Regions from separate parts of the Homo sapiens genome. Here region 1 is linked to region 2. The links are chromatin contacts, found by Hi-C or POLR2A ChIA-PET in ENCODE. All regions are on one chromosome and are shown on one strand. Each heading gives the region's core, a stretch centred on a gene start or an enhancer-like site at or near the end of the contact. The rest is flanking DNA. Distances are from core to core; before and after follow the strand shown. Region 1 overlaps DHX30 (DExH-box helicase 30). Region 2 overlaps SMARCC1 (SWI/SNF related BAF chromatin remodeling complex subunit C1).

Region 1 (6,656 bases), core at 3,235-5,734, 82 kb after region 2:
GCCATTTTGACCACGTGTAATATATGTATATATGGTTGGGTAAGTTGCCAAAATATAGGCTGAGACTCCTGGTTTCTTTAGGTGTTGGTGGTCCCTTCCACTGTCCCTGCGGAAGTTCTCTGCTCTGCCCCAAAGCCTGAACTATCTTGGACTTCCTCTTGTTGCCTTTTTCTGGGGCCTCCAAAGTATAGGTTCCTAAAGCATTCTCCCGTGTATTCAGCAGATCCTTTACGCCTTAATTCTGTGCTGCTAGATGTAGTTGTTTAGCACATGTAGTACCAGATGTCATCCCCGATCCAGAAGTGGATAGAGAGATTGCTGAGCCAGTAAATGCTTTCTTTTTTCAGAACTTCCCTCCTTTTTCACAGGGAAAGGAATCAACTTTCTCTCCTCCAAGAATACGGAGAAGGCTTAATGTTGGTGTAAAGAAAGGGGTGCATGCGTAAGGCTCTCTCTTTTTTTTTTTTTGCCTTTGTTTTATTTCTTCTTTCTATTTTTATTTATTTATTTATTTATTTATGAGATGGAGTCTCACTCTGTCACCCAGGCTGGAATGTGGTGGCATGATGTCGGCTCACTGCAACCTCTGCCTCCTGGATTCATGTGATTCTTGTGCCTCAGCCTCCCTGGTAACCGGAACTACAGGCATGCACCAGCATGCCCAGCTGATTTTTTTGTATTTTCAGTAGAGACGGGGTTTCACCATTTTGCCCAGGCTGGTCTCCAACTCCTGGGCTCAAGTGATTTGCCTGCCTCAGCCTCCCAAAGTGCTGGGATTACAGGCATGAGCCACCATGCCTGGCCTTTTTCCTAACTTTCTTTTTTCTTTTTTTGATGGAGTTTCGCTCTTGTTGCCCAGGTGGGAGTGCAATGGTGCGATCTTGGCTCACCGCAACCTCCGCCTCCTGGGTTCAAGTGATTCTCTTGCCCCAGCCCCCCGAGTACCGGGGAATACAGGCATGTGCCACTATGCCTGGCTAATTTTTTGTATTTTTTTAGTAGAGATGGGGTTTCTCCATGTTGGTCAGGCTGGTCTCAAACTCCTGACCTCAGGCAATCTGCCCGCTTCGGCCTCCCAAAGTGTTGGGATTACAGGCATGAGCCACCGTGCCCAGCCCTTTTTTCTAACTTTCTTTAAGGTCCTTTACTGATTGATTGATTGATTGAGATGGAGTCTCACTCTGTTGTCCAGGCTGGAGTGCAATGGCGCAATGTCGGCTCACTGCAACCTCCCTCCTGGGTTTGAGCCATTCTCCTGCCTCGGCCTCTTGAGTAGCTGGGATTACAGGCACCTGCCACCATGCCCAGAGCTAATTTCTGTATTTTTAGTAGAGATGGAGTTTCACCACACTGGCCAGGCTGGCCTTGAACTCCTGACCTCAGGTGATCCACCCTCCTCGGCCTCCCAAAGTGCTGGGATGACAGGCATGAGCCACCGTACCTGGTCTTTAAGGTCCTTTAGAGGAGGAGTTGGTAATCTTTTTTTTGTAATCATCAGGTAATAAATATTTTACGCTGTGTGGGGCATATGCTTTCTGTTGCAGTTATTTGACTCTGCCATTATAGAATGAAAGCAGTCATAGATAATAGCAAATAACATAGTAAATGAGTGTGGCTCTGTTCCAATAAAACTTTCTAACAACAGGCAGGGGTCTGGATTTGGTCTGCAGGCTGTAGTTTTCCAACTCCTGCTCTAGACCAGTGAGGAGAAGAACACAGAAGCAGAAGAGTTCCAAGAGCTGCTGTAAAGAGTTGCCCTTATCTTACAAGAGTCATTGAGGTTTGTGGAGGTGAAATACTTGCTCAGGGTGACTCTTGCTGTTAGAACCCAGTTGAAATAAATGAATAGGAAAAGGGGACTGCATTAGTCCATTTTCATGCTGCTGATAAAGACATACCCAAGACTGGGTAATTTATAAAGAAAAAAAGGTTTAATGGATTCACAGTTCTATGTGGCTGGAGAGGCCTCACAACCATGGTGAAAGGCAAAAGGCACATCTTACATGGTGGCAGACAAGAGAGAAAGACAGAACCAAGTGAAAGGGGTTTTCCCAGCCGGGTGTGTTAACTCATGCCTGTAATCCCAGCACTTTGGGAGGCCGAGGTGGGTGGATCATGAGGTCAGGAGTTCAAGACCAGCCTGGCCAATATGGTGAAACCCTGTCTCTACTAAAAATACAAAAATTAGCTGGGCATGGTGGCACGTACCTGTAGTACCAGCTGCTTGGGAGACTGAGACAGGAGAATCGCTTGAACCCAGGAGGCAGAGGTTGCAGTGAGCCGAGATCGTGCCAGTGCATTCCAGCCTGGGTGACAGAACAAGACTCTGTCTCAAAAAAATAAACATAAAAAATAAGAAAGGCCAGGCGCAGTGGCCCACGCCCGTAATCCCAGCACTTTGAGAGGCCAAGGAAGGCGAATCATGAGGTCAGGAGATCGAGACCATCCTGGCTAACACAGTGAAACCCTGTCTCTACTAAAAATACAAAAAATTAGCCGGGTGTGGTGGCGGGCACCTGTAGTCCCAGCTACTTGGGGGGCTGAGCCAGGATAATGGTGTGAACCTGGGAGGTGGAGCTTGCAGTGAGCCGAGATTGCACCACTGCACTCCAGCCTGGGCAACAGAGCGAGACTCCATCTCAAAAAAAAAAAAAAAAAGAAAAGAAAGAAAAGAAAGGGGTTTCCCCTTATTAATCTATCAGATCTCTTGAGACTTACTCACTACTATGAGAACAATATGGGAGAAACCACCCCCATGATTCAATGACCTCCCAACCACGTCCCTCCCATGACACATGGGAATTATGGGGGCTACAATTCAAGATGAGATTTGGGTGGGGACACAACCAAACCGAGACAAAGACCCCCCTGGGAACAAACTAGTTGGTTGGCATCCCTGGTTGTTGTTTTTTTTTTTTTTTTTGTCTTTTTGAGACGGAGTCTCACTCTGTTGCCAGGCTGGAGTGCAGTGGCGCAATCTCGGCTCACTGCAACCTCCGCCTCCCGGGTTCAAGCAATTCTCCTGCCTCAGCCTCCCAAGTAGCTGGGACTACAGGCGCGTGCCACCATGCCCAGCTAATTTTTGTATTTTTAGTAGAGATGGGGTTTCACCATGTTGACCAGGATGGTCTTGATACCCTGACCTCATGATCCGCCTGCCTCAGCCTCCCAGAGTGCTGGGATTACAGGCATGAGCCACTGCGCCTGGCTGATTTTTTTTTAACATAAAAATCTAAACATCTGTTCAACACATGTGTTGTAAACTAGAAAAAATAGTATAATGAACCTGCAAGTACCTGTCACCCAGCTTCAACAATTAACAACTCATGGCCAGTGTTGCTTTGTGTATAGCTCTTCATTTTGGCTTCTTTAGAGGCAACTAAGAAATCATGGCATTTCAGCCTTATGCCAAATGGCTGTCAGAAAAGAGTGCTATCCTGAGGGCTTCCTCAAGTGCCACAAAGGGCTTGGGTCCTGCTGTCCAGGTGGGGCCTTTCTGTCTAGACTGTTGTCTCCTTCAGCTTTCAGATACCATTTTCTTTTCCTTTTTTTTTTTTTTTTTTTTTTTTGAGATGGAGCCTTGCTCTGTCACCCAGGCTGAAGTGCAGTGGCATGATCTTGGCTTACTGCAACCTCCGCCTCCTGGGTTCAAGCGATTCTCCTGCCTCAGCCTCCCGAGTAGCTGGGATTACAGGCGCGCGACACTATGCCCGGCTAATTTTTGTATTTTTAGTAGAGATGGGGTTTCACCATGTTGGCCAGGCTGGTCTCGAACTCCTGACCTCAGGTGATCTGCCTGCCTCGGCTTCCGAAAGTGCTGGGATTACAGGCGTGAGCCACTGCGCCTGGCGAGGAACAGCACTTTCACTGCTGGACTTTACGCTGGACCAGCTCAATTCTTGGCAGTTTCCAAAGCTGGGTGTTTTCACCTTCCCCTCCAGCCCTGGGGATTAAATCTGTTTCCTGAAGAGGTCTTCCTTGGCCTGGCTCCAGATTTTCTTTTTCGTTTTTTAAACTTTTAATAGAGTTGGGGTTTCACTATGCTGCCCAGACTGGTCTCAAAATCCTGGGCTCAGGGGATCCATCCGCCTCAACCTCCCAAAGTGTTGGGATTGCAGGCATGAGCCACGGCGCCTGGCCCTGGCTCCAGATCTTCACCAGGTTTACTTTGTAAGCCGTTAAATAAGATGGGGCTGCCAATTTGCCAGAGGCACGTGAGAGGTAGTTAGGAACAATTGGTAGGACCTAGAGGGAACTAACTTCGCTTCCTTAGATGACATTGAGCTAAGGCCTAGCATTATTTTCCCCCCAACAGCCTCATTCCATCTTCCTGCCTTCCATCCACACGACTGCTGGTTTAGATTTGCTGGAGAGTGAGCTCTGCAGGGTCCTAGCCCTGGGCAGCGCCGAGCCCGCCTACTGAAGGCCCAGGGCTGTGGTGAGCGAGGACGGGCTGCTGATGCCCTCGCCTAGGCTTGGGCTTCGGGTCCGCCCGGCCCGCAGGGGGCGCGCGGCGCTCGGGCCGGCCGCTCCCGTTCTCTTCGCCCGGTCCCTGCCGCGCACAGGCCTCGGGGTCGGCGGGAGCACGATGGCGGCCGCTAGGAGACTCATGGCGCTGGCCGCCGGCATCTCTCCGCGCCTGCAGCCGCTGGGTCCCCGCGCTGCTGGGCGACAGGGTCGCTCGCGCGGCTTCTCTTCAAGCTGCGCCCACCCCGACCACACCAAGGAAGCCGCCGAGGCCGAGTCAGGGATGGCCCCCGGCGGGCCTGGGGAAGGCGACGGAAGCTTGGTGAACGGTGAGGGCATCGGCGGGGGCGGGCGGTCCGCAGCGCCCTTGACTCCTGGGATGGCAGAGCTAGGGGCGCGGGCCGAAATCGGGCCTGGCGGCCGGGGGTCCTCTCTTCCATAGTGGCCAAGTTCGCCATCCGTCGGCGGGCAGCGGCCTTGCTGTTTGTAAAGCTTAGCGTGGCACAGGCCCGAATGGACCCTTAGAGTACCTGCTCCCGGCAAGAATAGGTGAGAGGTGCGAGACCTCGAGGGAGTGGGGAAAACGAGTAAAAGTCCAACTCCTGCCAGGATGAGTGGCCAAGGGCTAGAGCTTCTAGGGACAAGCATGCCCTCACCAGTGTGAGAAATAGCCCAAAGTAACTCCTGGGACATCAGGATCTCAAATAGAGACAGAATGACTGTTCTGGTGGATTCCAGCTTTGTGCCTCCCAAATAGTGCAGAGGATAAAACTGTTGAAAGCATCAAGGATGGGTAGAGAGCGCCAGCCTCCACCAACCTTATAGAGCTGAAGGTGGGGGCGGGGTGGTGGTCTCAGTGCAGCTCTATTGTTAAACCAGTGGGTGTAATGGGCTACTCGAAGTTGGGTCCCTCTGTGACGAAACCCCCCCCGCCCCGGCCAAGTCCACTTAGATATGGTTTCTTAACTGCTTAACTGCTTGACTCTTAGTTGCTTTACAAGTTACCGCTTAGAGGGAGACAGGATCAGGTGTCCTCCATCCTGGCCACTTGACACAGGAGTCTGTCCCAAGGAAACAGTCTCAAACCAGGCAGCAGAGTTACATCAGAACGCTTGGAAGCACTTTTTGAAAATATAGAGTCGCCTCCAACATCGCTCCCATTCTCAGGTCCCCTGTGGGGAGCTGGATGTCCATGCGGTGAAAAAGCTCCCCAGGTGATCAGTGTACACGCAGGTGCACATGTGCATATATACAGCTCCTTTTGGAGCTGCCAGAGGCTAGAGTGGAGAATGATATGGCCCCCCATGTTCCTAGCAGACCTCTTCATGACCTGGTTAAGCCTTGTGTCTGGTACAAGCTTACCCTAGGTAGATATCTCTTCCCTTTCTGCTCTGAGATTAATCCAAAAAACAAGAAAAAGAAGCGAGGTACCTCTCATGGTATCTGATGCATCAATTTTCCCCTTGATTCCAGAGAACTTGGGGGAGGAGTAATTCATGCCTGCTCAGATGTAGAGGTTTTCTTTCTTTTTTTTTTTTTTTTTTGAGATGGAGTTTCACTCTTGTTGCCCAGGCTGGATTGCAGTGGCGCGATCTTGCCTCACTACAACCTCCGCCTCCCGGGTTCAAGCGATTCTCCTGCTTCAGCCTCCCAAGTAGCTGGGACTACAGGCGCCTGCCACCAGGCCTGGCTAATTTTTTGTATTTTTAGTAGAGACGAGGTTTCACAAGGTTTCACTATGTTGGCCAGGTTGTCAAACTCCTGACCTTGTGATCCACCCGCCTTGGCCTCCCAAAGTGCTGGGATTACAGGCGTGAGCCACCACGCCCAGCCAGATGTAGAGGTCTTTAATCAGTCCCCACACATAGTTTGGTTCTGTGGGAGTCTTTTGCAGTGTGCTTAGATACGGTTGAGAGCTGGGGCCTGGTATTCAGCATCTGGATCTCATCACTTGAGATACATGGGGCCAGGTCTCTCGTGTGTGTGTCTTATTTTAGGAAGAGCCTTGCATTGTCTTGATCTCCAGTTTGTGTGTGTGGTGGATTTTTGTTTTTGTATTTTTTGCTTGCTTGTTTGTTTAGTGTCTTCTTTCAGACATCAGACTGGGGGGTTTATTGACCAACCAGGCTTTTGTAGGTGATGTATGAAATGAGGAGATTGGGCGGAGAAGAGGATGCTGGTAGGATCCC
Region 2 (6,160 bases), core at 945-3,444:
TGAACTCCTGACCTCGTGATCCACCCACCTCAGCCTCCCAAAGTGCTGGGATTATAGGCATGAGCCAGTGCGCCGGCCTTTCATGTTCTTAATACATCCTGTGCACAATGCTGATACAGCCCCATCAAAGAACTATCTTGTTAGTGAGACATCTCATTAGATACCTTGAGGACAATGGCCAGGTTTTTAAAACTTTTCCTTTACAGCCCTACTGGCTAGAAGAATGTGCAGCTTTACAGAGCAAACTATAAACTGCACTCCAGCCTGGGCGACAGAGGGAGACTCTGACTCAAAAAAAAAAAAAAAAAAACAAAAACCTACAATCTAATTTTCAAAATTAGAATATTGTGACTTTGTAAAGTTGTAATGAAATGACTCTAGGCAGTGAACATCAATGTCTGCCCACTACACACATAAACAACCAGATATTGTATACCTCCAGATAGAAGAATAAAACATTATCTATGATTATTATTGTTGCCAAAAAAAGATAAGGAACCAAATCAGACTAAGCTTCTACCACCAGTTTACAAGAAATTTAGAAGACCATGTTAAATGATAAACTGGAGGCATATAAGCAAAATCTAATAAAACATGGACAATCCTACGAGACAACTGTTTCAGTAGAGCGGGAGGTACTTGTGAGGAAAAGAGACGGAAGAGATAGAAAACTTTAACTTTTTCGAAGAGAGTTAGTCATATCAACCAAAGGCAATGTCTGCACTGCACCTTGTTTGAATATTAATTCAAATAAGATATAAAAATCATTTATGAGATAAGGGAAATTTGAACACTCAACGATTTAATATTAAAAATTATTGCTAATTTTCATATCTGTAATAATGGTAGTGTTATTACACTTTCTAAAATCCTATTTGAGAAATAAATACATGGCAAAATATCTAAACTTGACCCTTAAACAACATAGGCTGGAAATGAGGTCTATTCATATGTGGATTTTCTTCTACCTCTACCATCCAAGAAAGCAAGAACAGCCTTTCTCTTTTCCCTTACTCCTCCAACTACTCAACGTGAAGACAAGGATGAGTATCTTTACGATACACTTCCATTTAATGAATAACAAATATATTTTCCTTTCCTTATTCTTCAATTCTTCACCCCTCATTCTTCATACTTGTATACCTGTTTTCAGAGCTCTAATTGCCTCCAGGATATCTATTTATTTTACTATTATTTTAAAAAATAGAGATGGGGTCTTGCTATGTTGCCCAGGTTAGTCTTGAACTCCTGGACTTAAGTGATTCTTCTGCCTCAGCCTCCCAAAGTGCTCAGATTATAGGTGTGAGTTACCACACCTGGCACCACTATGATGTTTGCCACCCTTTTGGGGTATGGCATACTAGACCATCCTGTGGGGATGGCCTCCAGGGTATTATAGCTTGCTGTCATCATACAAAGCTCCTTATTTGAGGCCAGCTTTTGTCACTTCCCCACAAAACTGTTTGGTTCTATTGTTGTCTTGCCTTTGGCTCAGTGCATTTTTGTTTTTCCTTTTAGAAGTTTGCTTCTGATGCCCTTTTACAGGCATGAGCCACCACACCAGCCTAATGATTATAGTTCTAATTTGCATTCCTCTTTCGGGTTGAAGCTTGAACATCTATCTGTATTATTAGAAAGCAAAACTTAATATAAACATTCTCAAGATAGGGTTCCAGCCTGCTGGGTGACAGAGCAAGACTCCGTCTCAAAAAAGAAAAAAAAAAAAACATGTAACAATCTCTTTAGAACTGTAGGAAAAAATAAACAACGTCCTAATCTCTGGGCATGTGGGCACTAACAGTCAACTCTCTATTACTTAATTGAACTTGGTATTTAATCTCTCCTTTGGGAGATCCGTTTGGATTTCCATGAATAGGTCAAACTTGTTATCCTTCAGTTACATATAACTATACTTCAACTCTATACAAAGTTTTATCCTTCAGGAGAAAAACCATAAATAAGACACTCATTGATTTTACCTATTTAGAAACATCCAGAAAGATCAAACTTAACATTTCAATTCTGTAATCTCTCTTTCTGTTTTTGACACAGGGTCTCTGTCACCCAGGCTGGAGTGCAGTGGTGCAATCTTGGTTCACTGCAGCCTCTACATCCTGAACTCAAGTGATCCTCCCACCTCAGCATCCGGAGTAGCTGGGACTATAGGCATGCACCACCACACCCAGCTAATTTTCCTATTTTTTGTAGAGGCTGAGTTTTCCCACATTGCCTGGGCTGGGTTCAAACTCCTGGGCTCAAGCAATCCGCTGACCTCAGCCTCCCAAAGTGCTGGGATTACAGGCATGAGCCACCACAGCTGGCCAATTCTGTAATATTAATCTGTACAGTCTCTTCACAAATATGCTAGTAATTACCAGGTATTCCCATTCAACCTCATATGCATGACATTAGAGCTTCGTGTCACTAGAGACTAAAACAAAGACTACTGAGAAGTCAGTAAGAAAGCAGAACCACAATGAAATAAGAAGAAAATAGTGCTTGCCGTAATAACAAAACCAGCAAACTTTGGACCTAAAGCCAGAAATGCAACCTAGACTGTGAGGTTCAATTAAAGAACACAGACAAAGTTCTGAGAGGCATGTTAGGCATGGGGCAAGAATGACAGGTCAGTATTCAGATATCCAAACAGAGTGGGGAGTTACTAAAATATGCACTCACTTCAAGTGTGCGAGGCACAAGAGATGAGAGAAGGTGCACACTGAAACTGGACACATAACTATACCTGAAAGGAAATAATTCTGGCACAATCTGCATAAAAGACTTGGAAAAATTCTTATTCCTGACAATGCTAACCCTATCCTTTACGTCTTTTTTAGTCCCACTTTTAATTTTAAGGAAACTGTATTACATATATCTTCCTTTTTTTTTGAGACAAGCCACTGCACCCGGCCTGTATTACACGTATCTTTCTAAACTACTGCAAGTGATTTCAGATAAAAATATTTCACTGTGGCCGGGCATGGTGACTCATGCCTGTAATCCCAGCATTTTGGGAGGCCGAGTCTGGCGGGTCACCTGAGTCAGGAGTTCAAGACCAGCCTGGCCAACATGGAGAAACCTGGTCTCTACTAAAAATACAAAAATTAGCCATGTGTGGTGGCAGGCACCTGTAATCCCAGCTACTCAGGAGGGTGAGGCAGGAGAACTGCTTGAACCTGGGAGGTAGAGGTTGCAGTGAGCCGAGATTACACCACTGCACTCCGGCCTGGGTGACAGAGCGAGACTATGTCTCAAAAAAAAAAAAAAAAAATTTCATTGTGCAGAAACTACAGACACAAAGCAAGTTCCACAATATGTGACCTAGGAAAAATCATATCACTTTGGTATTCTATCCTCAAGTGTCCAGGTTAGGACTTGTGATAAAAGCTAAACAAGAACCAAGGACAGAAAAGAGTTCCAACTGGGAACCCAGAGTTAACAGTAGGGTACAAACCATCTCTACAAGTACAGAGACATGCCGTTGCTCCTAGATAGGGAATACCATCGTGAGAGGTCCAACATCAGAGCTAGACACAGAACTGGAAAACAGAGAGCTACCTCTGATAACAAAAAGAAACAAGTCTCATGCTACTTTAGTCAATATCTTTTTTTTTGGAGACAGCCCAGGCAGGAGTGCAGTGGCGCAATCTCAGCTCACTGCAACCTCCGTCTCCCGGGTTCAAGCAATTCTCCTGTCTCAGCCTCCTGAGTACCTGGGATTACAAGTGCCTGCCACCAAGTCTGGCTAATTTTTTTTGTATTTTTAGTAGAGACAGGGTTTCGCCATGATGGCCAGTCTGGACTCGAACTCCTGACCTCAGGTGATCCAAATCAATATCTATTAAACACCATCCATATATAAAAAGTTTCAGTAAATACACATGTAAGTTTGTATCTCCTACTATTTACTATATAAATAATTTATTTAATTACACACTTGTCCTTATTGTTGATCTAAATATTTATTTGCACTTCCCAACCATAAAGTATTGGGTTAGCTTAACTTTTAAAGTAAAATATATAAATTACATGTGTATTCTCCTGGAAAGATGCTAAGGTTATAAACTGTGCACCACTAACTCAACTGAAAATACCAAACAATTTCAGGACAATATACTCCACTCCCCCAACCCTACCCTGTGAACTATGTCCCTGACAACCCCACAGCTCAGGACATCACTAGTCCCAGTAACTGATGGAAACTCCAGAGTTCAAGAGAAAAAAAAGAAATAGTACCAAGAGAGACAGCTAGAAAAGGGGAAAAGACTGAAGGGAGCAAAATGGCAGGAATATCTGCAGGGATTCTCAATCTATCTACAACACTGACCTAGGCAAAGATCTCTATTTCTTTTATCCCTGTCCTGAGGATAGCAAAATGGAATACTCTTGCAGGCCTAGATAACTTTATCTCTTAAAACTGCTATCTGGCCAGGCACGGTGGCTCACACCTGTAATCCTAGCACCTTGGAAGGTCAAGGCAGGTAGATCGCCTGAGGTCAGGAGTTCGAGACCAGCCTGGCCAACATGGTGAAACCCCATCTCTACTAAAAATGCAAAAATTAGCTGGGCATGTGGTGGCAGGTGCCTGTAATCCCAGTTACTCAGGAGGCTGAGGCAGGAGAATCACTGGAAGGTTGCAGTGAGCTGAGATGGTGCCACTTCACTCCAGCCTGGGCGAAAAAGCGCAACTAAGTCTCAAAAAAACAAAACAAACAAACAAAAATACTATCTATCCACTTCAAATATAATGTATGAGTTCATTATACACACACATTTCATGGCAAGCCTACCTTCTAATTTGCTAACAATGTACACCTGTTACTATAAAAATCAAATATAAGAAATCACTTCCCTAATAAATACTTGGTTGTGGCCGGGTGCGGTGGCTCACGCCTGTAATCCCAGCACTTTGGGAGGCTGAGATGGGTGGAGTGCTTGAGGCCAGGAGTTTGAGAGCAGCCTGACCAACATGACAAAACCCTATTTCTACTAAAAATAGAAAAATTAGCCAGGCATGGTGGTGCACGCCTACAGTCCCAGCTACTCAGGAGGCTGGGGCATGAGAATTGCTTGAATCTGATGCGCGGGATGCAGTGACCTGAGATTCCACCACTGCACTTCTAGCCTTGCCAACAGCCTTGGTTGGTCCTATTTTTAAGACCCTGTCTCAAAAATAAATAAATACGTGGTTGCTTGATATTTTTCTTGGATGTAGAAACAAGGTAAATTAGGGCTCTTGGTAAAACACATTAATCATCATGTGCTTACAGGATTTTCTAACACAAGGAAACAGGACTTAAAAGTAAATAACTTAAGATCAAAACATGCAAACAAATACAAAAACTTACCATCCCTGTTCATTTTTATACTTGTAAGCAGCCCCAAGAATGTGACATAAGGCGCCTCCAGCTTTGAAATCCATGAAACACTTTGCCTAAAAATGATACAAATTACACATGAGAAAAATAAAGCTTCTGACAAAATTACTCATGTCTTAATTCTAAGTTTTATAAATTCAAATATATAAACAAATACTAATTAAACAACCTCCTTAAACATCTTCTTGAATAAACTGAGGAATCAATACATTTTTCTAAAAGTAGATTAGGCTGGGCATGGTGGCTCATGCCTGTAATCCCAACACTCTGGGAGCGTGAAACAGGAGGATCACTTAAGCCCAGGAGTTCAAGACCAGTCTGGGCAACACAGGGAGATCCAGTCTCTAGAAAAAAATTTAAAAATTAGCTGTGCATTGTGGCACACACCTGCAATCCTATCCAGGAGGCTGGGGTGGGAGGATCACTTCAGCCTGAGAGGTTGAGCCTGCGGTGAGCCCTGATCGCCCTACTGCACTCCAGCCCTGGATGACAGAGTGAGATGCTGTCTCAAGAAAAATCAAATGAAATAAACTGAAGTGAAACTACTTTCTTGTAGCCAGTACAGTGGCTCACACCTATAGTCGCAGCTACTTGGGAGGCTGAGATGAAAGAATCACTTGAGCACAGAAATTCAAAACCAGCCTGGACAATATAGCAAGACCCCATACCCCTCCCCAAAAGAATTCCTTTTAAATTCCATAAACATATTATAATTTGAGTAATTAGTCTGTCAAAAGAAAGATTTTAAAAAGCTAAATATAGGCCAGGAGCAGTGGCTCACA

The links. Hi-C counts contacts between places; a loop is a spot of excess contacts on that map. ChIA-PET counts read pairs that join two places held with the same protein, here RNA polymerase II (POLR2A).
Region 1: a map of endothelial cell of hepatic sinusoid shows a loop between it and region 2 (3-fold over the local background). The contact joins two enhancer-like sites. A Hi-C loop is called at or near these places in 1 of 168 maps with a recorded cell type or tissue (endothelial cell of hepatic sinusoid). POLR2A ChIA-PET finds 5 or more read pairs at or near these places in 5 of 52 experiments (AG04450, H1, Panc1 and 2 more).

Annotation. Positions count from the first base shown.
Region 1 is chr3:47,820,452-47,827,107 of GRCh38, forward strand. The region is part of intron 4 of DHX30 (DExH-box helicase 30); the gene reads left to right. Among named protein-coding and RNA genes, the nearest start is that of DHX30, 21 kb to the left of the region's middle. RefSeq lists silencers at 1,654-1,854, 4,355-4,644. Within about 2 kb of position 4,485, at least 29 of the 41 ENCODE cell types and tissues checked have a DNase peak (open chromatin) inside an H3K27ac peak, as active enhancers do.
Region 2 is chr3:47,740,560-47,746,719 of GRCh38, forward strand. SMARCC1 (SWI/SNF related BAF chromatin remodeling complex subunit C1) reads right to left here. Exons shown (of 28, transcript NM_003074.4): 3 at 5,349-5,434. Among named protein-coding and RNA genes, the nearest start is that of SMARCC1, 38 kb to the right of the region's middle. RefSeq lists an enhancer at 2,562-2,701. Within about 2 kb of position 2,195, at least 2 of the 41 ENCODE cell types and tissues checked have a DNase peak (open chromatin) inside an H3K27ac peak, as active enhancers do.